Linked DNA regions of Mus musculus: regions 1 and 2 are each linked to region 3. Evidence: chromatin loops called from intact Hi-C (ENCODE). Cell type or tissue: heart. All regions are shown on one strand. Links, peaks and the distances in the headings refer to the core of each region. The heading gives the core; the rest is flanking DNA.

The links. A loop is a pair of places that touch in the nucleus more often than their neighbours do. Peaks named below come from ENCODE experiments on the same cell type or tissue, not always from the same donor. Only the 100,000 strongest peaks of a DNase experiment are listed, where the experiment ranks them.
Region 1: a loop joins it to region 3, with 4 times the contacts of the local background. A loop is called at or near these places in 17 of 42 quality-filtered maps.
Region 2: a loop joins it to region 3, with 4 times the contacts of the local background. A loop is called at or near these places in 2 of 42 quality-filtered maps.

Annotation. Positions count from the first base shown.
Region 1 is chr7:4,134,080-4,140,747 of GRCm38, forward strand. Ttyh1 (tweety family member 1) reads left to right here. Exons shown (of 14, transcript NM_021324.6): 14 at 1-1,328. Leng8 (leukocyte receptor cluster (LRC) member 8) reads left to right here and starts at 3,401. Exons shown (of 16, transcript NM_001374609.1): 1 at 3,401-3,540; 2 at 4,617-4,709; 3 at 5,340-5,511; 4 at 5,857-5,964. The coding sequence starts at 4,672. D030047H15Rik (RIKEN cDNA D030047H15 gene) reads right to left here and starts at 2,847. Exons shown (of 3, transcript NR_033548.1): 1 at 2,482-2,847. In heart, for the core only: no CTCF peak of the experiment used is centred there; a DNase peak (open chromatin) is centred at 2,892; H3K4me3 peaks cover 2,558 bases; H3K27ac peaks cover 1,520 bases.
Region 2 is chr7:4,792,568-4,799,235 of GRCm38, forward strand. Rpl28 (ribosomal protein L28) reads left to right here and starts at 398. Exons shown (of 5, transcript NM_009081.2): 1 at 398-431; 2 at 754-842; 3 at 936-1,059; 4 at 1,497-1,615; 5 at 1,851-1,980. The coding sequence starts at 762. The coding sequence ends at 1,940. In heart, for the core only: a CTCF peak has its summit at 3,634 (motif pointing left); no DNase peak of the experiment used is centred there; H3K4me3 peaks cover 1,284 bases; H3K27ac peaks cover 820 bases.
Region 3 is chr7:3,690,512-3,697,130 of GRCm38, forward strand. Mboat7 (membrane bound O-acyltransferase domain containing 7) reads right to left here and starts at 2,475. Exons shown (of 8, transcript NM_029934.4): 1 at 2,230-2,475; 2 at 1,529-1,607; 3 at 1,295-1,424; 4 at 751-877. The coding sequence starts at 1,604. Tsen34 (tRNA splicing endonuclease subunit 34) reads left to right here and starts at 3,099. Exons shown (of 5, transcript NM_001164204.1): 1 at 3,099-3,378; 2 at 4,087-4,333; 3 at 4,467-4,716; 4 at 4,841-5,110. The coding sequence starts at 4,091. In heart, for the core only: a CTCF peak has its summit at 2,390; DNase peaks (open chromatin) are centred at 2,630, 3,100, 3,790 and 4,580; H3K4me3 peaks cover 4,195 bases; H3K27ac peaks cover 3,193 bases.

The DNA of each region.
Region 1 (6,668 bases), core at 896-5,895, 440 kb after region 3:
CTGGTGTTCCTCACCTCTGGCTGCCAGTCCTGTCCTTGGAGGGATGAAGCTGGAGGCAGGTACAGGCACGTCCCTGTTTCCTGCCATACCCCAGCGATCTCAACCTATGGCACTAACTTGGAAGAGGGCTGATTTGAAATAAAAGGGAAGGCTTTATTTTACAAGCAGCTAGGTCCTTCTTATCCACCCCAACTACTGAGAGAAGGAAGTCCTGACTGGGCTAGGGACACTCCTCCTCTGGTGGTTGAAAGGCAACTCTCCTCTTGTCCAGGCTCAGCACTGCATTGCTTCTATAAGTAACATGTGAATCCTGACAAGGGGGAAGAAGCAGATACCGGAAGAGAATAAGCCTAGCACTAAATCTAAACAGGCGTGCAGCCACAGGAACAGTCAAGCTTCCAGTCCCGTGGAATGTACAAAGCCTGCTGGGTTTAGGAAAGGCGTGGAATCAACTTGCTTCCTAGCAGCTCACACCCAGCACAAGACTCCAGAAAACCAACGCTTGTATCAGAATAGGGACAGAAGTCTTCGAAGAGAAAGTAGAATATTTGCTTGTAGTGCCACCAGGGTGATATGAAGGGGGAAGGTTTAAGGAAGATATTATAAATCCAGGCAGGAAAAGATGAGGCACTCAATAAGTTATCAAGTAAAAACAAACATGGCAGAGTCAAAAGGGAAATTTATTGTCTGGGGAACAATATGTATGTAGTTCTCATTTGTTTAAAAAACAAATAGCATACATGGCAAAGAAAAACGTGGTTAATACATAAACATAATTCAAAAAGCTTCTATTATCTAACAAAAAAGACCTCAATTTAATAATAAGTAACTGAGAAAAACAAAAACCCCAAAACAAATGGATAAAATTGTCTTTTTTGTCTTTGTTGTTGTTGTTTTGGAGACAGGGTTTCTCTGTGAAACAGCCCTGGGCTGTCCTGGAACTCTCTTTGTAGACCAGGCTGGCCTTGAACTCACAGAGAAGAGCCTGCCTCAGCCTCTGCCTCCCTAGTGAGGAGATTAACGGCGTGTGACGGCGTGTATCACCACACCCAACTAAAGTGTTCAAATTCTAATGATTAGCAAACACAATGTGCTACTTTCCCCTTTCGAGTACCTATTTGTTGTGGGATTTAGAGTGGAGTGTGGGCTGGTGCTGGTCTGGAGGCCCAGGGAACAGGTTCTCTAAATATGCTGCCCAGAGACTGTGAATCACCAGCTATGTGAAAATAATAATAAACAAAACAAATAAACAAACATAAATATGCTTACATGTGAGAGGATAAAAACTGCATCTCTTATCCTGGTAATCCTTTGAGGGACCAGCTTCCAGAAAGAAATAAACAAGCAACCCCTGGCTCAGTTAAACGCTGGAGACAAAACTAATCTGCCACAGTGGGACTCTTCCCAAAGACCAGCAGCTCTGTAGGGGAGATGGCAGAGCAGGGTCCTCAAGTGACTACAGAAGCACCAGGGGTATCCCTGGTTCTTGCACAATGCTGGTTTGGATTCCTATGGGTCCTAGTCCTGGCACCTCAGTGTTAATGTAAGCAAGTTATTTGACTCACTGAACCTCTTTTTTTGGTTTTTCAAGACAGGGTTTCTCTGTGTAGCCCTGGCTGTCCTGGAACTCACTCTGTAGACAAGGCTGGCCTCGAACTCAGAAACCCACCTGCCTCTTCCTCCCAAGTGCTGGGATTAAAGGCGTGGGCCACCACTGCCCAGTTTTTTTTTTTTTTTTTTTGTTGTTGTTGTTGTTGTTTTGGTTTGGTTTAGTTTGGTTTGGCTTTTTGTTTTGTTTTTTTGAACCTCAGTTGTGTGGTAAAGCAAATGGGCATCATAAACCCAATAAACAGCTCTTGACAGGATGGGTAAAAAAGCAAGACAAATGCAACATGATGCTCTGGGTTACGCTATGGCGCACCGGAAACATTAGTGAGAAAAAGCGCCCACATCTGCGGCTTAGTTCAGAATATTAGAGCAATGTCAATTTCTTACTTTTAACAAATGAATTTGAGGTGTGGAATCTAGCAATAGGGGAAACTGGGCATAGTGTGCCCAATTCCTGTATTACTTTTGTAATTTCTGTAAACTTAAAATTTATTCTAAAATAAAAGTTCATTATAAAAAAGAGATGGGAAGAAACCTACCAAGCTAACACTAGCAAATGATACAGAGTTATCCAAGTGTTGTTTAATTACCAAAAGTTGCTTGTACAATGTGAGACTGGAAACTGGTCAATTGATGAACAATAATTGATAAGAAGGTAGTCTTATCAATTATTTTAACGGGAGATCCCAAGTTGGGCTGCATAATTCAATCACTCCTACTGTAAACAGTGAGCTTTAAGTGGCGGCCCACACCTTAATCCCATTAAGAGGGAGGCGGGTTTCTGAGTTCCAGGGCCATCCTGATCCTAAAAGATACAGTTCTGCTAGCTGCCACTCCGAGCAGATCTCACCATCCCAACACCCTACAAGGTACCTTTCCAGCGTCACAGTCCAGTGGCTACTCCCATTCCTCAAGCGACGCGTTTCCCGCTTCCTTTGGTTCGCACTCGCTGTTCCCTACGCCAGGTGCGCCTTTCCAATTTTACTCACTAAATAAACCTTCCAAGGGAGGATTCACCTTATCCCATTTCCCTCCACCCGCTTATATATTCATTTATTTTAAATCGTCCTAGCGCAGTGCGCAGCCTCACAACTCCTGTCCCTATGCGTTACATCTGAGAGACTATTGACTGCTGAGTCAAAACTAAGCTGTTGTGAGCGCGCACGAGAGGCTGGGAGGTACTTGTCCCCACGGGGCCACCGTCTAGGGCCAGCTTCCGGCTTGCTGACAAACGCCAACACGCGACTGCGTTCGCGAGACGTGTGGTGGGCGGTTCAAGCCGAGCGGTGACGTCTATTGGCTGTGCGCGACACAGGGCGGGGACAGACGTCCGGGTAACGTCATCACGCCACGGTCAGGACGTTCGAGCCCCAGACTAGAGCCAGCCGGTGACTGAGCGCTGTCTTGGTTGTCTTGAAGCTGCCTTGGACCGCCGGTAACGAGTCCCGGGAGCGAGCGGTCCTAGTGAGTGTGGGTAGTAGTGGGAGGCCTGGCGGGCGAGCACAGGGACGCCTTCGGGCTCCGCGCTCCGCGAGCCCTGGCCTGTTTGGTAAGGCCAACCGACGCCGCGCCCTGCGTCTTTGAAGGGTGTGGCCGCCGGAGCGCCTCTGCGCATGCGCGCCGGGTGTACGCTGGGGGGGGGAGGGGGCGGCTCCCCTACGTGCGCGTGCGCGTCCGCGTCCGCTCTGCTACTGGCCCTGGGAACCCTGCGGTCCCTAGTGCCCTAGACGCACCCCTTGCGGGCTCCATTGACCCGCTGTTACGCTGGCCTTCCTGTTGCCTAGGGCAACCCAGAGAGGCCACCCTCGCAGCGTGGTGCGCAAGCGCGGCCCGGCCGGTGGCTGGTCGCGGGGGACAAGGGAGGTCGCTTGTGTTCAGGGCGGCCTCAACCTCCACCTAGCGTCGTGGACTCCATGCCTGCGGGACAGCCAGGTGCTTCTGAGCTTACAGTCCGTGTTGTTCTCGTCTGTAAATCAGACCCCTTACTCCTAATACCAGTTACGAACACGAGGCTCTCTTTTGTGCATCCCTAGTTAGGACCCCTTGATACCACCCAACGGATTGGGTTTTTTAAAGGCCTTTGAGACCTGTCAGTGCCCCTTAGGCTTCCTATAAGGGTTTCAGTTTCTCCAATAGGCTTCTTTTCTGTAAATCCTGTTGTTTGGACCGCTCCAGCCCTGTTGGCACGGTGCTCAACCCATCCTATTTCTTATGGTACTATCCACCCCACCCCTAATAGTTTAAGAATGTTGTGGGCCTCTGTTATCTGCAGACACCTTACTTGAGTAATTGCCACTTGTTTGCTCCCAAACCAACTCCCACTCCTAGGAACATCCCATACAAGTCTGGAGACTGTAATTGATCTGAGTCTGGTAGGTGCTGCCAGGCAGTGACTTCACAGGAAGGAGTCTCCTGCACCTTCACCTGGCTGCTCAGCGGGATATCCATACTTTACCTTTTTCTTTGAAAACTTTGCTCTATTCTCCAGTGTTCTCCCAGTCTCAATTCCTTCCTCCTCAGAGTATCCCCAAAGGCTTCCCTCTCCCCAAACTTCTTTGTAGCTAGTACTTCAGTCACTGGAGAGCCTTCCTCTTGCTGTAGTAGAAGTATCTTTAGATTTCCTATCCAGGACTGAGGTTTCTGCATCCACCACTTGAGTCAGGTCTCCCTCACAGCCACACTCGTAATGCAAGTCTCAGCTTCTTTGTCTTTCATTTTCATATCCTACAGGCTAGTCTCGGCCTCCAAGGGAGGTGTTTCCTTTCATGCTCAGGTCTCTTCACTCCACACTAGGAACTGATTCTGATTCTTTAAGCTGTTTGTTTTTGAGACAGGACTGTAACTTGTAGCCCAGATGGGTATTGGAACTCCCAAAAGATTGCTGGCATTATGGTCATGAGCCACCACACTTGCTTTCCTTTCCATTCTTTGCCAGTGTTCCCTTCTATGAGATACCCTCTCTTTCTAGCCTATCTTCTCTTGGGGCTAATTGATCTCTTTTCTTATAGACATTTAAAAAGCAGCCTGGCTCCCGAGGTCTATTCCCTACACCCCAAGGTCCAGATGGCGGCCAACGTGGGTGATCAGCGTGCTGCAGACTGGTTAGTAGGGCTAAGGGAACACAGCCCATTGCAAGAGGAACAAGACACAACGGGTCCTTGCACAGCTTGGGGGAAAAATGCTCATTGTGGGGGCTAGGATGGAGGGGCAAGCTTCCCCTTTGAGCTTTCCTTTAATGTATGTGAGCTTATGTGGGTGTGAGTGAGTGTGTGTCACCCATGTTCGTCAAGGTCAGAAGAAGCCTCAGATCCCTTGGAGCTGGAGTTAGAGGTGGCTCTGAGCCATCCGACATGGGTGCTGGGAACAGAGCTTAGTGATATCTGCAAGACTGCTAAATGTTCTTAAGCACTGAGCCACCTCTCCAGCCCCCTCTTAATATCTTTCTGATCCTTCCCTTTTCTTTTTTTAAATTTTTTTTTCATTGTTGGCCATGTCAGAATTCACTGGCTTGTAAAAAACCTGAGTTCTCCTAAAGTCGTAGGTCATGTATAGAATTATGTACATACTGGTTAGCTTTCTGTTTGCTTGGCACATGCTATGTGCCACCTTCAGCTTGGGCTGTGGTGAGTAGGGAGTTTAGCTCTAGAATGCAAGCCTTGGGTTTACTTTTCCCCAACTTTGTCTACCTGTGTATAGATAGGGGAGACCATAACTGTGCTTCGTTGTTGCAGGTCTTCTCAGTACAGCATGGTGACTGGGAACAGCAGAGAAAATGGCATGGAGACTCCTATGCACGAGAACCCAGAGTGGGAGAAGGCCCGCCAGGCCCTGGCCAGCATCAGCAAAGCAGGGGCTACCAGCAGTTCCAAAGCCAGCAGCAGTGGTCCTGTGGCCAGTGCACAAGTGAGAATGGCATGGAGGATTTGGGAACTACAGTGCTGGGCTGGGGCCGTTGCCGAGAGAAGGGTGGGAAGGATGCTGGCTTCCATAGAGGGGAGTGCCATAGGGGGGCTGTAAGCATGTTTTCCTGTTAACTAAATGTAATGAAGGGGGAAAGTTAACTCCTTTGGGTCAACCTGGGCCTGAGTGATCTTAAGGATGATCGTCCCCATCTTTTAAGATGTCTAGTCTTACTGTACAGAGTCTGCACCCTTCTGCAGTTGCTCTGCAGTGAAGGCCTACCCTCTTGGTAGTGTAGTGCCCATGGGCTCCTGTGGCTGGTACTGATGGACACTCCTTTTTCTGCAGTACGTCTCTCAGGCAGAAGCCTCTGCTTTGCAGCAGCAGCAGCAACAATACTACCAGTGGTACCAGCAGTACAACTATGCCTATCCGTATAGCTACTACTACCCCATGGTGAGGACCTGGCTGCAGGGTGGGAGCCTTCTGTCAGGGTGGGCAAATGGTTGGTTGGGGTGAAGACAGACAGCAGCCCCTGACAAAACTGCCAGATTCCTGCTTAGGTCTCATAAGATCTGGCATATCCATTCTGGTCCTTTCCACTGTTGATGCTGACATTTCCACTGCCTCCAGACCCCAGGACATTAGCATGTCCTAGTCCCCTATGCTTTGCTCTCTGCAGCTCACTTCAAGGTTCCTTGCTGCCCAGCGAACACCTTCAAGAGAGCCTCCCATTGCCTTTTAAGTCGTCATCCTGCTTTTCCTTTTCTCTTCCTTGTATTCGTTCATGGTACTTACTGGAGTACATTACCTACTTACCCCATAGCTGTGTGTAGACTTTATTAAAATCTGGGTTTTTGCTTTTCTTTTTGAGTCACGGTTCTCTATATAGCCCAAGTTGACTTTAGGCTTCTCTTCTGCCTCAGTTGCCTGAATGTACACCACCACAACTAGCTTGTCTTTTTTGTTTGTTTGTTTGTGTTGTTGTTGTTTGGGAGGTGTTGTTGATTTTTTAAGACAATGTTTCACTATGTAGTTCTGGTTGGCTTGGAACTCACTGTATAGATCAGGCTTATTCAAAATTCCACAGAAATCTACCTGCCTCTGCCCCATGCCCAAGTCCTGTGATTAAAGGGATGAGCTGTTGCCCCTATCACTTT
Region 2 (6,668 bases), core at 973-5,972, 1.1 Mb after region 3:
AGGATCCCACCTCGAAATCTACTAGACAAGGGCGCAAAACCGTTTTTTTTTTTCAAAATATGTATTAGTGCCCACCATGCGCTAAGTGCAGACTGAACAGATCAGGGTGATGCGATGGGAACATAGCTCTAGGAACTCTCTCTGCTTTTGGATCCTCACGAAAACCGAGTCACCGAGTTCCGAAAACTTCCTACCCCACCCCGGCGCCTCATCACGGTACGCACCGCGAGAACTCGCCGGGACCTTCAGACGAAGAGCTCCGAAGGTTCCCGAGTCAAAAAGACTCGGAGGCGGAACCCAAGGCCCAGAGGAAGCTGGGTAGCCGAGTTCAGGCGCGCCACGGGAGGAAGCGGAAATGCGTTGCCATTTTAAAGGTGTCGTCCCGCCTCTCGTGTCTCTCTTTCCGTCTCCGGCCGCCATAGGGAGAGGAGGTGAGTGTGAGGCCTCTGTCCGTCCCGCGTGGCCGCCATCTCGCTCCCACGGCCTCGGTCTCCTGCCTGGGCTTTCTCTCCTTGTACCCAAGCACCATTCGCTGCCCTCATTCCCCACCGGAAGTGGGGCCTCAGCGTCCCTTCCCCCTTCTAAGTCTCCGCGGTGTTAGCTCGGCCTGCCTCCTTTGCTCACCCTTTCCTCGGCCGTGTAAAGCTCTTGCTCGCTTTTTCCCAACGGTGCTGCCGCTTACCCAGCCGCCTGTCCACGGCCTGCTTCTTTCTGACATCTTTCACACCCCCCCCCCCCCCGGCTTCTCCCCAGCCGCCGCCATGTCCGCGCATCTGCAGTGGATGGTCGTCCGGAACTGCTCCAGTTTCTTGATCAAGAGGAATAAGCAGACGTACAGCACGGTGAGTCGGGCCCGCGTGTGAGGGGCACTGTGGCTCTTTTGCGTATCGGAGCCTCCGGGCCTTAACTTAACATCGTGTACACCTATTCCCCAGGAGCCAAATAATCTGAAAGCCCGAAACTCCTTCCGCTACAACGGGCTAATTCACCGCAAGACCGTCGGAGTGGAGCCGGCCGCCGATGGCAAAGGGGTCGTGGTAGTTATGAAACGCAGATCCGGTGAGCCTTTGCACACGATAGCGCTCCCTTTTTCCAGGGTCCAGAACTGCCCTTCCTCTGACTTCCCGGCTGTGTAAGGTGATCTTTAAATTAAGAAGTGTAGAGAGAAACTTAAGTACAGTTTCTCTATGTAGACCTCAATGTCCTGGAACTCTACATCAGGTTGGTCTAGAACTCAGAGATCCACCTGCCTCTGCTTCCTGAGTGCTTGGATTAAGTGCATGCGCTATGTCCCTCCTGTATCTGGGAGGTTCCTAAAGAGGGATGGGATTTTCCCGGGCTTTAAGACTTACCTGTGACAGTCACCTAAGGGATGTACTGAATGGGCTGGAGGGAAGATGGGGTGAGCATGGTCTTCAGAGAGGCTCTGTGTTCCATCAGGCAGATGCTCTGAAGGGCTCATGCAGATGGACTGATTCCTAGGCTTTCCTTACCAGGTCAGCGAAAACCTGCCACTTCTTATGTGAGGACCACCATCAACAAGAATGCTCGGGCTACCCTCAGCAGCATCAGACACATGATCCGAAAGAACAAGTACCGCCCTGATCTGCGTATGGTGAGTAATGGATGGGTACTTAAGGCAGGGGGGCAGCTGGTACTAAACCTGAGGGGCTGCATGCAGGCCTGGGTGCTTGGCTCTGCCTAGCTGGAGCTAGACTCGGGACTTTTGATCACTCACACACACACACACACACACACACACCCTGCCTCCCCGGAGTCCTAGGAAACAAGCAGCAGTAAATGGGAGTGTCTTTTGAGTTTGTGAGCTAAGTTCCTTGTCCTGTCCTCAGGCGGCCATCCGCAGGGCCAGTGCCATCCTTCGAAGCCAGAAGCCTGTGGTGGTGAAGAGGAAACGGACCCGCCCCACCAAGAGCTCCTGAGCCCCACACGCCCGAAGCAATAAAGAGTCCACTGACTTCCATTAGGCCTCCAAAATGTTTTGTGCTCATTGAGCTGTGGCTCTGCGCTGTCTTTAGTTGTGCTATCAAAGCTATTAGAACTTGTTCATCTGGAGTGAGGGTTGTTGGGGATAGAAGCTGTTCAGGGCCATCTGGGTACCAACAGGAGTGAGAGCGGCTTGTGCAGGACATTCAGTTGATTCCTGTGGAAACAGGAGTGAGGGTAAATGACTTCAGGGTTCTTAGCTGCTGACACTGTCAGATATCCTGAGCTTGAGGCTGTCTCACCAGGTCTTAGTCCACTGACCCAGATAAGGCCCCCACCCTTCAGTTGACAAGCCTCCTTATAAGAAGGAAATGGGAGGTTCAATACCCGGTTTCAGAGTGAAGTCTTCAGTTATCAGATGCTCTGATGTGTGAAACAGTGATACTCCTGAAGGAAACATTCTGGTGGGTGTCAGCTGGGACTTTGTGCTGCTGCAGTAGAATTTCAGTGTGAATTGCTGACCTTAGAAAATGTCAACAAAGTCTAGTGTTTACCAAATGCATGTCCTTTATATTTGTAATCTCAGCATTCTGGTAGGCTGAAGCAGGTGACTAAGGCCAGCCTTGTTTATAAAGCAACTCCGAGAATACCCAGGGCTATAGAGACGACCACATCTCAGAAATCAGCCATTGTAAGTCTATCTGGGTGGGTGGGTAAGTAAAGTGAGTATACAGGTGTACTGAGGGACTCAGTGGCCATTTCTTGCCCCTTCCAGCCAGTACTAGCATTTCCTGGAAAACTTGAGGCTCACATGCAAAATAGTACCCATACCATTTTTGCTGGATTTTTGTCGCTGCTACACAACTCAGGCCAAAGTGCTGCCTGGGCTTTGGTCCCAACTGGATCATTGTCCATTCCAGTCCGACTTGAACTATTTTCTTTTCTTTTTTTTTTTTTTTTTTAAGATTTTATTATATGTAAGTACTCTGTACCTGTCTTCAGACACACCAAAGGAGGGCATCAGATCTCATTATGGATGGCTATGAGCCATCATGTGGTTGCTGGGATTTGAACTCAGGACCTTCGAAAGAGCAGTCATTGCTCTTAACTGTTGCCATTTCCAGCCCCTTGAACTATTTTTTTTTTTAAAGATTTATTTATTATATGTAAGTACACTGTAGCTGTCCTCAGATACTCCAGAAGAGGGGATCAGATTTCGTTATGGATGGTTATGAGCCACCATGTGGTTGCTGGGATTTGAACTCACAACCTTCGGAAGAGCAGTCGACGCTCTTAACCACTGAGCCATCTTGCCAGCCCCCCCTTGAACTATTTTTAACCCAAGTTTAACTCATGGCACCTCTCTCCCCACTGATAGACCCTGGCTCAGCTCACTGAAGTGAACTGAGACCCTTATGTTTTGAGATGCTGGTGAGCATAGCGTTCTTGGCAGCAGTCCACCCTGTTGACCTATCGACGGGAAAATATTTTTTTTAACTTATACTCATTTTTATTGGGGTGTAAATAAGGTGAATTCACCCTCTTTGAAAAAGCATGTGTAGGGGCTAGAGGGAAGGCTCAGCAGTTAAGCACTGGCTGCTCTTCCAGAGAGTTCTGACCTCATTTCTCAGTATTCAGCTTTGGATCACACCATCTATAATGGGATCTGATGCCCTCTTCTGGCACACAGGTGTACATGCAGACTTAGGACTCAAATGAATGTAAAAAAGCCAATGTGGTACATGCAGGAGGTCAGAGGAGGATGGTGTCCTGATTGTTCCTTTTAAGACAGTCCCATTGAATTGGATTTAGGCTCGGAAGTCAGCAACCCCCAGCTTGTCTCTGCCCACCTTTGTGCTGGGAGTACAGTACAGCTGTGTGGCAGCATCTGGCTCTGTTGTCCATGAATCAGTTTGCACATGGGGAGGTCAGAGGACAATACATGGTTTTATTCCTATACTTTTAGGTGGATTCTGGAGGTCAAACTCAGGTTGCCAGCCTTGAGGGCAAGCTCCTTTTACTAAGCTTTTTTTTGTTTTTCGAGACAGGGTTTCTCTGTGTAGCCCTGACTGTCCTGGAACTCACTTTGTGGACCAGGCTGGCCTCCAACTCAGAAATCCACCTGCCTCTACCTCCCAAGTGCTGGGATTAAAGGTGTGTGCCACCACGCCCTGCTTTCACTAAACTATCTTGTTAGTCCATGACTAGCTTTGTAAACAATTTTTTGTTTTCTCAGTGTAACTCTGCCTGTCCTGGAACTGGCTCTTGTGCTGGGATTTAAGGCATATGCTGCCACTATTGAGCTTAATTTTTATCGATTTTAATGAGACAGGTTCAGTGTCTGTTGCCCTGGCTGTCCTGAAACTCACTATGCAGACCAGGCTGGCCTGGAACTCGGATCCTCCTGTCTCCTGGGATTAAAGGCGTATGCTGATCCCGATCTCCGCTATGACTGGCTTTCTCCTGTGGGTGCTGAGGATTTGAACCCTGCTGTCCCTTCCCTCACTGGCCTGCATAGCAGTGTAGTATAACAGGCTGCCTCTGTTGGGAATACAGTTTGCACCATCACATAAAAATCAGTCTTTTTCCAGGACAGCCAGGGCTATACAGAGAAACCCTGTCTCGAAAAACCGGAAAGAAAAAATGAGTCTTTTCCACCAGGTTTAATGTCCTGTAGGTTACTTGGCGTGCCTCCCTGTGTTTCCTTGCATGGCTGAGCAGGCTCAGCTGTAAGTCTTTGGGAATGGAGGTAGGTTTTTGTGCAACTAGAATTGGTCAGGAGGCCCACTTGCATTTCCTTGTTGATCTGTTTACTAATTAGTTCAACCACAGCCTGCACACTTAGAATGCTCATGAGCACTTGGAGGGATGGCTTAGTAAAGACCACTTGCTCCTGCAAAGGACCCAGTTTCTTTCCCAAGAACCCATGTCAGGCTTCTGTAACTCCAGAGAATCATTGCCATTGGGCTCCACAGGCACTTCTGTTCACATGCACATTCTCACAGATACACAAATATGTATGTACGTTTGTGTGTGTTTCATATATATGAAACATGAGGGAACCAACCTTGTAACTTCTGCACTGCATCCAAAGAGGTGCTCGGTAAATGCTTGTCACGGAACGAGCAAGAGACAGATCCTCTTCAATAGCGTTTCTTCCAGTTTCTATTAACTTCACCACTGACCCCGATGGAATCCCATAGGAAATAGTTCCCAGCATCTGTGTATAATACATCAAAATACCAGAGTTGCTTAGGGTTGGGAGCCGGTTGGTAGGCAGAGAGCACACACACAAAGGAGTTTCCCTCCCCAGAAGTCAAATTGATAGTGATAATCATTAATCAGGCAGATGGATAACATTTACCAGCAGGACAATCCAAGGCCTCAGATCTCTCCAGGACAAGTCTTTTTGGCATGAGCAGTGTTTGAGCCAGCTCAGCTGAGTTAATCTGTACTGTACAGCCTATCCCCAGTCCTTGCCTTACCTATACTGAGCATATACAGAGATCCAACTGTAGGAATGCAATCTATAAACAAAATTGTTTTTAAATTGTGTCTCAGACTAGTATGGGCTGAGTGTACCTAGCAACTTTCACAATTTTTCTGTACATGCAAAACTGTCCTAAAGCCGGGCGTGGTGCTGCACGCCTTTAATCCCAGCACTTTGGAGGCAGAGGCAGGCAGATTTCTGAGTTGGAGGCCAGCCTGGTCTACAGAGTGAGTTCCAGGACAGCCAGGGCTACACAAAGAAACCCTGTCTCGAAAAACCAAGAAAAAACCAAACAACCCAAGTCATCCTGTTCTTGAGCCATCTCCTCAACCCGCATGTTTAAACGTTGTGCATTCATACAGACTTTCCTCCCAAAATAAGATTAAGGAACTGGGTGCCCAAGAGATAGGATGAGAATGAATTATTCCAATGCAGAACTACAGCAATTTGTTTGTTTTTAAGATAGGATTTCTCTGTGTAGTCTCAGGTGACCCAGGACTTATAACAGCAATCTTTCAAACTTAAAATATTTGGGCTGGCAAGATGGCTCAGGAAATAAGTAAGGGAGCTTGGCTCCAAGCCTGAGGACCTGAATTCTATCCCTGGAAAGCATATGTAGGAGAGAAGCAACTCCTGCAGGCTATTCTCCAACCTCTGCATGCACATTGCTTCACATGCCCACACATGCTCACAAAAACAGTACATGTGAAAATTGTGCGTTTGATGTGTGTATGGATCCTGGCAAGAGAGGAGTCATGGACCAAGAGAGCAAAGTGGCTTGTATCCAAAATGGTACTTACATAGAGATGACAGGCTGGAGGAGAGGTAGGGGTGGGTGAGACATCTTCTGGATCTCTTTGCGACCTAACAACAGTGTGAGTACTTAAGCACATTTATAAGGCTTGTGGGGATCTGAACTGAGATCCTCACCCTTGTGTGGCAAGTACACTATCCTGTGAACTCTCTCCCCAGGCTAAGGTATTTTAAAAGATTTACTTTTACATATATGAGGGTTTTGCCTATATTCATGTGTACCACGTAATGTGCTTGGTACCTGTGGAGGTCAAAGGGTTCAGATCCGCTGGAACCAGAGTTAGCAGACTGCTATGAGCTACCATGTGCGTACTGGGAATTGAACTCAAGTCCTCTTCACCACGGAGCCATCATTCCAGCTCCCCCTCCTCCACCACCACCTTTTTGCATTAAAAATAGAATGAGAGACATGGTTTGGTGG
Region 3 (6,619 bases), core at 1-5,000:
AACCAGTTCTCCACCTGGCTGGACTGTCCATGGCTACGTTGCTGGAGCCTAGAACATAGCAAGAGCTCACGACTGTTGTAGTCTGGGCTAGGCACTGAGGACCACTCACTTCTTGCCCTTTTCTTAGGTGATTAAGATTCAGACCCATGGCTAAGAATGTAGTTCATTTGGTCAAGTGCTTGCCTAGTGTGTTGAGGTCCTTGGCTCGAGTCCCCAGAACCATAATAAACCAAGCACAGTGGTGCAAGCCTACAATTCTGGCACTCGGGAGCTGGAGGCAGAATCAAAAGTTCAGTGTCTTCTTTGTTTGAGACCAACATAGGGTGCTACACGAGCCTCTGTTTCAAAAATGAAAAACCAAACCTGCACTTTGTCCCAGCTTTGAGCCCTTGGGCCGGATACCTTCTCTATAGAGTAATTTTCCTCCTTGGAGGACGGTTTGCTACAGACTCAAGAAGAGCATGTTAGCAAAACACACTGGGGAGGAAGATTCTAGGTGTGCCAAATGGCTTGTGATAGAGCACTCAGGTTATCTCCTTATCCTGCAATGAGTGGAGAGGTGAAGACTTGCTCCAGAGGATGTGGGAGGTGAACTCTGTCCCCAGGGAGAAATGAAGTCCCAAGCTTAGGGTTTGTGAAAGATAAAACTCCACAGCCCTCCCCCTACTATGAGAAAGTCTGGGAGGAGAAAGCAAGGAGGCTCCCCAGCTCCCAGGGAGACTAAAAGAAGTAGTGTTCGCCAAGTCTCACCTTCAGTGTCAACAGCAGCTGGACAGCATTGGTGAAGGGCGTGGGAGTGGGCAGGCCCAGCAGGCTGAGGGCTCGGAAGAAGAGGAGATAGGAGAAGGTCCAGGCAAGAGCCAGGGCATGGCAGGAGCTAGGACAGAGGTGGGAAGTCATAATGTTGGGTACAGGGACCTTAGCCTCTGTTTCCTTCTCCTGAGATACCCACCCCCGCCCCTGCCCACATTCAGACAGAGAAGAAGAGGTGAGAAGACTGGTGAGTAACAGAGACAGAAGAGGCACAGCCAGAGATAAGAAAAGAATGACCGGCATTAAGAGAAGCTTCTGGAAGAAGGAAGGCACTTCAGCCAGAGCTCAGCCTGACTGGACTATGGAAGTCAGTCTGCCACATGGATACTGAGGACTGGGGCAAAGACACAAGGTGGGAAGAAAGATGGCCAAGGCATAGCGACACACAGTAAGATTAAAGGAGAAGAAATAGAAGACTCGAAGAGGAAACAGACTGCTGCTTCTCTGCATCCTTCTTCCTTTCTCACCACCTAGTTCTCACCAGGGCTGGGCCTGAATGAGGGCCCAGGTTCCCAAGATGGTGATCAGAGAATGCAAACTGTGGGGGCCACAGGTGAATAAGGTGAGCCCCAGGCCCACAGCTGCTGCCCCCCATCTCTTCAGCCCAGGTCCTGAAAGGAAAAGGTAAAGTATAAGCCTAGAACCTTCGGGAGGGGTGATTCCCCACCCCAGCTCCCTCACCCTAATTTTCCACTAGACAAGGAACCTGACTCACCAGCTTTCTTAAAGAGGAAGCCAACAGGGATGGAGATAAGAAGGACCATTAGATATGTCCATTCTTCGGGTGTCATGGTCTGGGGGAGGAAGGACTCACAGTGAGAACCAGTATTCCAGTCCCTTCCTCTTTTGAAGACAGTAGAATCCCCTTTGAGAACCCAGGCCTCCAGCTCACTCCTCCTTCCAGGACCCAAGAATTAAGCCCCCACCCCACCCCTTTGCCAATGTTGAAATCAAAAGTACTTCTACTTCCATTTATGACCCACACCTTCCGGCCAGAAAAACAATCCTTCACAACACCCCTCTTCTCTGAGAGCCCAGGAATCTGTATCATCCTCACCCTCCTGAGTACATTGGAGCCCTTCTGGGTCCCCAATTTCCTCTGCGTCTTACAGGACCCAGTACTCCCACTCCCGCCCAGCTCGGAGAAGCCCAGCATTTAGCATCCTGTTTTCTAAGCTCTGAGCTCTGGGCTCCTCTTTAACCCGTACCTCGGAGAGAAGGCAATGACCCTGTACGATCTGCAAGCACCTTTCGTAGCCCAGCCCCGCGCAGCGAAGGCCAGCGTGTATCCGATTCTGCCTCGGCAGATCCACAGGCGGTTACGCCACCCAGCCCGGCCACGCTCTGGGCGCTGTCCCCGCACCCCGCCACCCTACGATCTTCGTGACGCCGCCATGCAACCCAACCTGGGCCCACCTGAACCGTCCGTGGGCCAGAAGACTGCGGAGCTCCTTTTCGAGGCCGCCTCGGCTCGCGCCACGCCTCCCCAGCTCAGCACGCCCCCGCACTGCCCGTTCTGGAGGGCGCCGGCAGGGCTGCGCGGTCCAGGCCCCGAGAGCCGCGGCTGTACGAGTTACAGCACCGCAAGAAAGGTACCCAGAACACCAGTCTGCCGCAAGATGCCTGTCGCGATCTTTCTAGGAGGTCCCCGGGCAAAGAGCTGCCAGTACGTGAAGGGGCGGGGTTTCGGGTCAGAGAGGCGGGGCCAAGATCTTCGAGTCCCGTTGAGACTTGAGGAGGAGGGACCTGGAGCTCAGAGACAGACTTTCAGCTTCGGATTCCTTCGGGCACACTCGGTCATTCAAGCCCTCGGCATGGAGTGCCACAGCTTCGGCTTACTTCGGGGATAGCCGAATTCCAAAGTCACGGCTCGGAATTAGATGCGTTTACAAACTCGGCCGGATGTAGGCGGGACCACACACTTCGGCTTGATTCGGAAATAATCGGGTCCAAAAGTCGTTGTGTAGTGTTAGGCGGGCTCAAGAACGCAGAACGAAGTAGGCGGGACCGCATGCTTCGGCTTACTTCGGAGATAGTCGGAATCAGCCGGGGTCCGAGAGTCAAAGAACCACGGGGTGTGGGCGGGATCGCATATTTGGACTTACTTCAGATAGCTGAATGCTTTTTCAGGTCACGGTCAAATGATATTGAGGGCAGCCGTTTTGGCCTAACTTTGGAAATAATCAGTAGACTTAACAGGCTGAGCTAATAGTCTTGAGGGAGGAAGGCGGAGCCACAGAAGACCGGAAAACGGCGAAGGGGCGGGGCCGACATGACTGGTGGATTTGGGGGCGAGGCCAGAGCAATGACCCTCAAGGTCCCATTTGTGCAGACCGGAGTGGCAGTGAGGGCTTTCTTGGCTTTTCCGCTTTGCTGACCTGACGGGATGACGGAGGACGCGCTACGTAGGGCCAGCTCCGCCTTAGCCGAGAGTTGGTGTTGGCTAGGGGTTGACTTATTGCCTCTGCCTGAGGACAGTACGACAGATTGAAAGGGAGCCACGACGCACACTGCACCTCGAGTGCGACTGTGGATTCAATCGTAATTGTGAACTCCTTAAATTGGGTAGGAAGTGGGCGGGGCCACAGCTGGAAGAACGATGGGATCTGGCTAGGGTCGAATGCTGAACCTTTTGCAACTTAGAGGGGGTGGCTGATTCTACTGAGCCGAGATCTCCCGCATGCGTTCGGGAATAGAGTCGAGATCTTCCGAAGGCTGAAACGCTTGCGTTCGGGTAGGCAGGACTCCCGATTGAGCCGAATTTAGGATGCTGGAACATCGAACAGCTGGCGCAAGACAGGACTGGGTTTCTTTTAAAGTCCGACTCAGAATAGGCGGGAAAGGCGAATCTGGGCACTTCGAAAGGGGAGGGGCTGGGCTCCAAGTATTTAGAAGAGGGTGTGGCTTGAGCAAACCACCCTACATTGAGGTTCTGAGATTTGACGGACGCATAAGAAGACACCCACTTTGCAAAAAGGGCGGTGCACCACTATGGCGGGAGGTCTCTCTGAGGGGACGAGAGATGGTGGTACGCTTTGGCAGAGAAGATGGTCACCTGGAGCTGAGGGGGAGCGGAACGGTGGGACCTGGGTGAGGGGCGTGGTCTTAACTGGTCCCTGGGTAGATCTTGGCTGGGGGGCGGGGGGGGGCAGGTGGCAACCCCAGCCCCGCCCCTTGGGGGGTGAGGGGCGGGGTCTTGCGCTGAGGGCGTGGAAGACTTCAGTCGGGTCGGTGGGGCTGTTTGGGTGACCGCGACGCACCCCCACTCCGCAGGAAGATGCTGGTGGTGGAGGTCGCAAATGGCCGCTCGCTGGTGTGGGGAGCCGAGGCCGTGCAGGCGCTGCGGGAGCGTCTGGGAGTCGGGGGACGCACGGTGGGCGCCCTGCCCCGCGGGCCCCGCCAGAACTCGCGCCTGGGCCTTCCGCTTCTGCTGCTGCCTGAAGAAGCCCGGCTCCTGGCCGAGATAGGCGCGGTGACCCTAGTCAGCGCCCCGCGCCCGGACCCCCGCAACCATGGCTTGGTAAGAAACGAAAGGCCCTGATAGTGGGAAGGCCTGGGAGGGCCTGTTGGAAGGTTGTAAACTGGTCAGAATTCCTGTCTTCCTAAGGGACTGCAGGATGTGTCTTGGGGTTCCAGTTAAGTTTACTTCTCAGGCCCTAGCATCGTTCAAACGCCAGCAAGAGCAGAGTTTCCAGGATCAGAACACTTTGGCAGCCGAGGCCCGGGAGACCCGGCGTCAGGAGCTTCTAGAGAAGATCGTAGAGGGCCAGGCTGCCAAGAAGCAGAAGCTGGAACAGGATTCAGGGGCAGATGAAGGAGGCCAAGAAGCCGGTGGAAGTGAGGCTACCCAAGGGAGTGAGACCAGTGATGATGGCCAGCCTTCTGCGGAGCAGGAGGGAGCAGGTGAGATTTTAGGATTTAGAGTTAAAATTTGGGGCAGGAGGGAGGGAAACTTTGGAGAATTTTAGTTGGATTTTTCTGGCGCTAAGGAGACCTTGTGGACTCAGTAAATTCTTTTTGCTCCCAGCCCCATCCCTAGATTCTTCATCTCCCCAACCAGGACCTTCAAATGGGGTGACTCCCTTGCCCAGATCAGCCCTGCTTATCCAGCTGGCCACTGCCAGGCCTCGGCCTGTAAAAGCTAAGCCTCTGGACTGGCGTGTGCAGTCCAAAGACTGGCCCCATGCTGGCCGTCCTGCCCACGAGCTGCGCTACAGCATCTACCGAGACCTGTGGGAGAGAGGTTTCTTCCTCAGCGCAGCAGGGAAGTTTGGTGGTGACTTCCTGGTCTATCCTGGTGAGTTTGGGGGGACTCTGGTGGCTGTACCTTTTCTAATGGTCTTTATTTGTTGTGCATTTTCTTTTTTTTGTCCCATTTCTTCTCCCAGGGGACCTAAAACAGGACAACAAATATGCCAGAATTCTCTTGAACTCATGGAGGGTAGTCTTGTCAAACACAGGTTCTCTTCCCGGAGCCAAAATTAGCTTGGAATTTGCTATACCTCACAGGTTAGCCTTGGAATTCGAGGTCTTCCTTCCTCTACCTCCCGAGTGCTGGAATTGCAGGCATGAGTCACAACACCTGGCTTAATGTAGGAACTTTTCATAAATACTGTCTGTGATCTAGAAATTGATTTAGAAATCCTTACTTACATGCACAAAACATATGAGCGCATTCACTGCAGGATTCTTTATAGAATTGAAAGATTAAAAGTAGGGAAGTTACTGATGATAAGTTAGGAAGAAAACATAGTAATTAAGCTGGAAGAAATGGTGTATGCCTTTAGTCCCAGCCAAGCTGCATAGTGAGACAGCCTCAAAACAAAAGCCAGAAAAACAACAACAACAACAACAACAACAACAACAAACCAGTTGTGGCCAGGCAGTGGTGGCTCATACCTTTAATCCCAGCACTCAGGAGACAGAAGCAGTCACAACTCTGTGAGTTTGAGGCCAGCATGATGTCCAGGACAGTCAAATCTACACAGAGAAACCCTATCACAAAACATCAAATCAAACAAACCAAAACAAAAAAACAGCTGTCTGCGAAACAGTATTAGTTATCAAAGAATTAATGTATGGGATTAGAGTTGGGCATTGTGCATGCCTCTAATCTCAGCTCTAGATAAGTGGAGACATCTCCAGTTGAGGCTAGCTTTGTCTACATGGCACCTTGTCTTAACAAAGAAAAGAAAAAGACAGCCACATGTGATGGCCATATTTGTAATCCTAGCACTTGAGAGTCTGAGACAGAAGGATTGCTACAAGTTTGAGAGCTGCATAAGCAACATAGTGAGTTCAGGCCAGCCAGGGCTGGGAATCAAGACTGTCTGGGGGAAAAAAAGGAAATAAAGTAGTAGGGTCATCTATATGAAAAGTATAATTAAAAATGGAAAAAAATCCCAGCACTTGGGAGGCAGAGGCAGGCAGATTTCTGAGTTCGAGGCCAGCCTGGTCTACAAAGTGAGTTCCAGGACAGCCAGGGCTACACAGAGAAACCCTGTCTCGAAAAACAAAACAAAACAAAACAAAAAAAGAGGAAAACAATGACTGGTAGTTGAAAATGTATGGAGATTATATTTTGATATGGATATGCAGATGCATACACGCAATTTAAGTACCCTCGAACATCGAAGTTCCAGTTAGGTCTGAGTATGCTGATGTGTGCCTGTATCCCCAGCTACTTGGGAAACTGAAGCAGAATTTCTTGGATGTGAGAGTTAAAAACCAATCTATGAAACACAGGTGATATTTCCTGTTTTCAGACAAAGCCATTGCAGCTTAAAATGACTAGTTGAAATCAGTT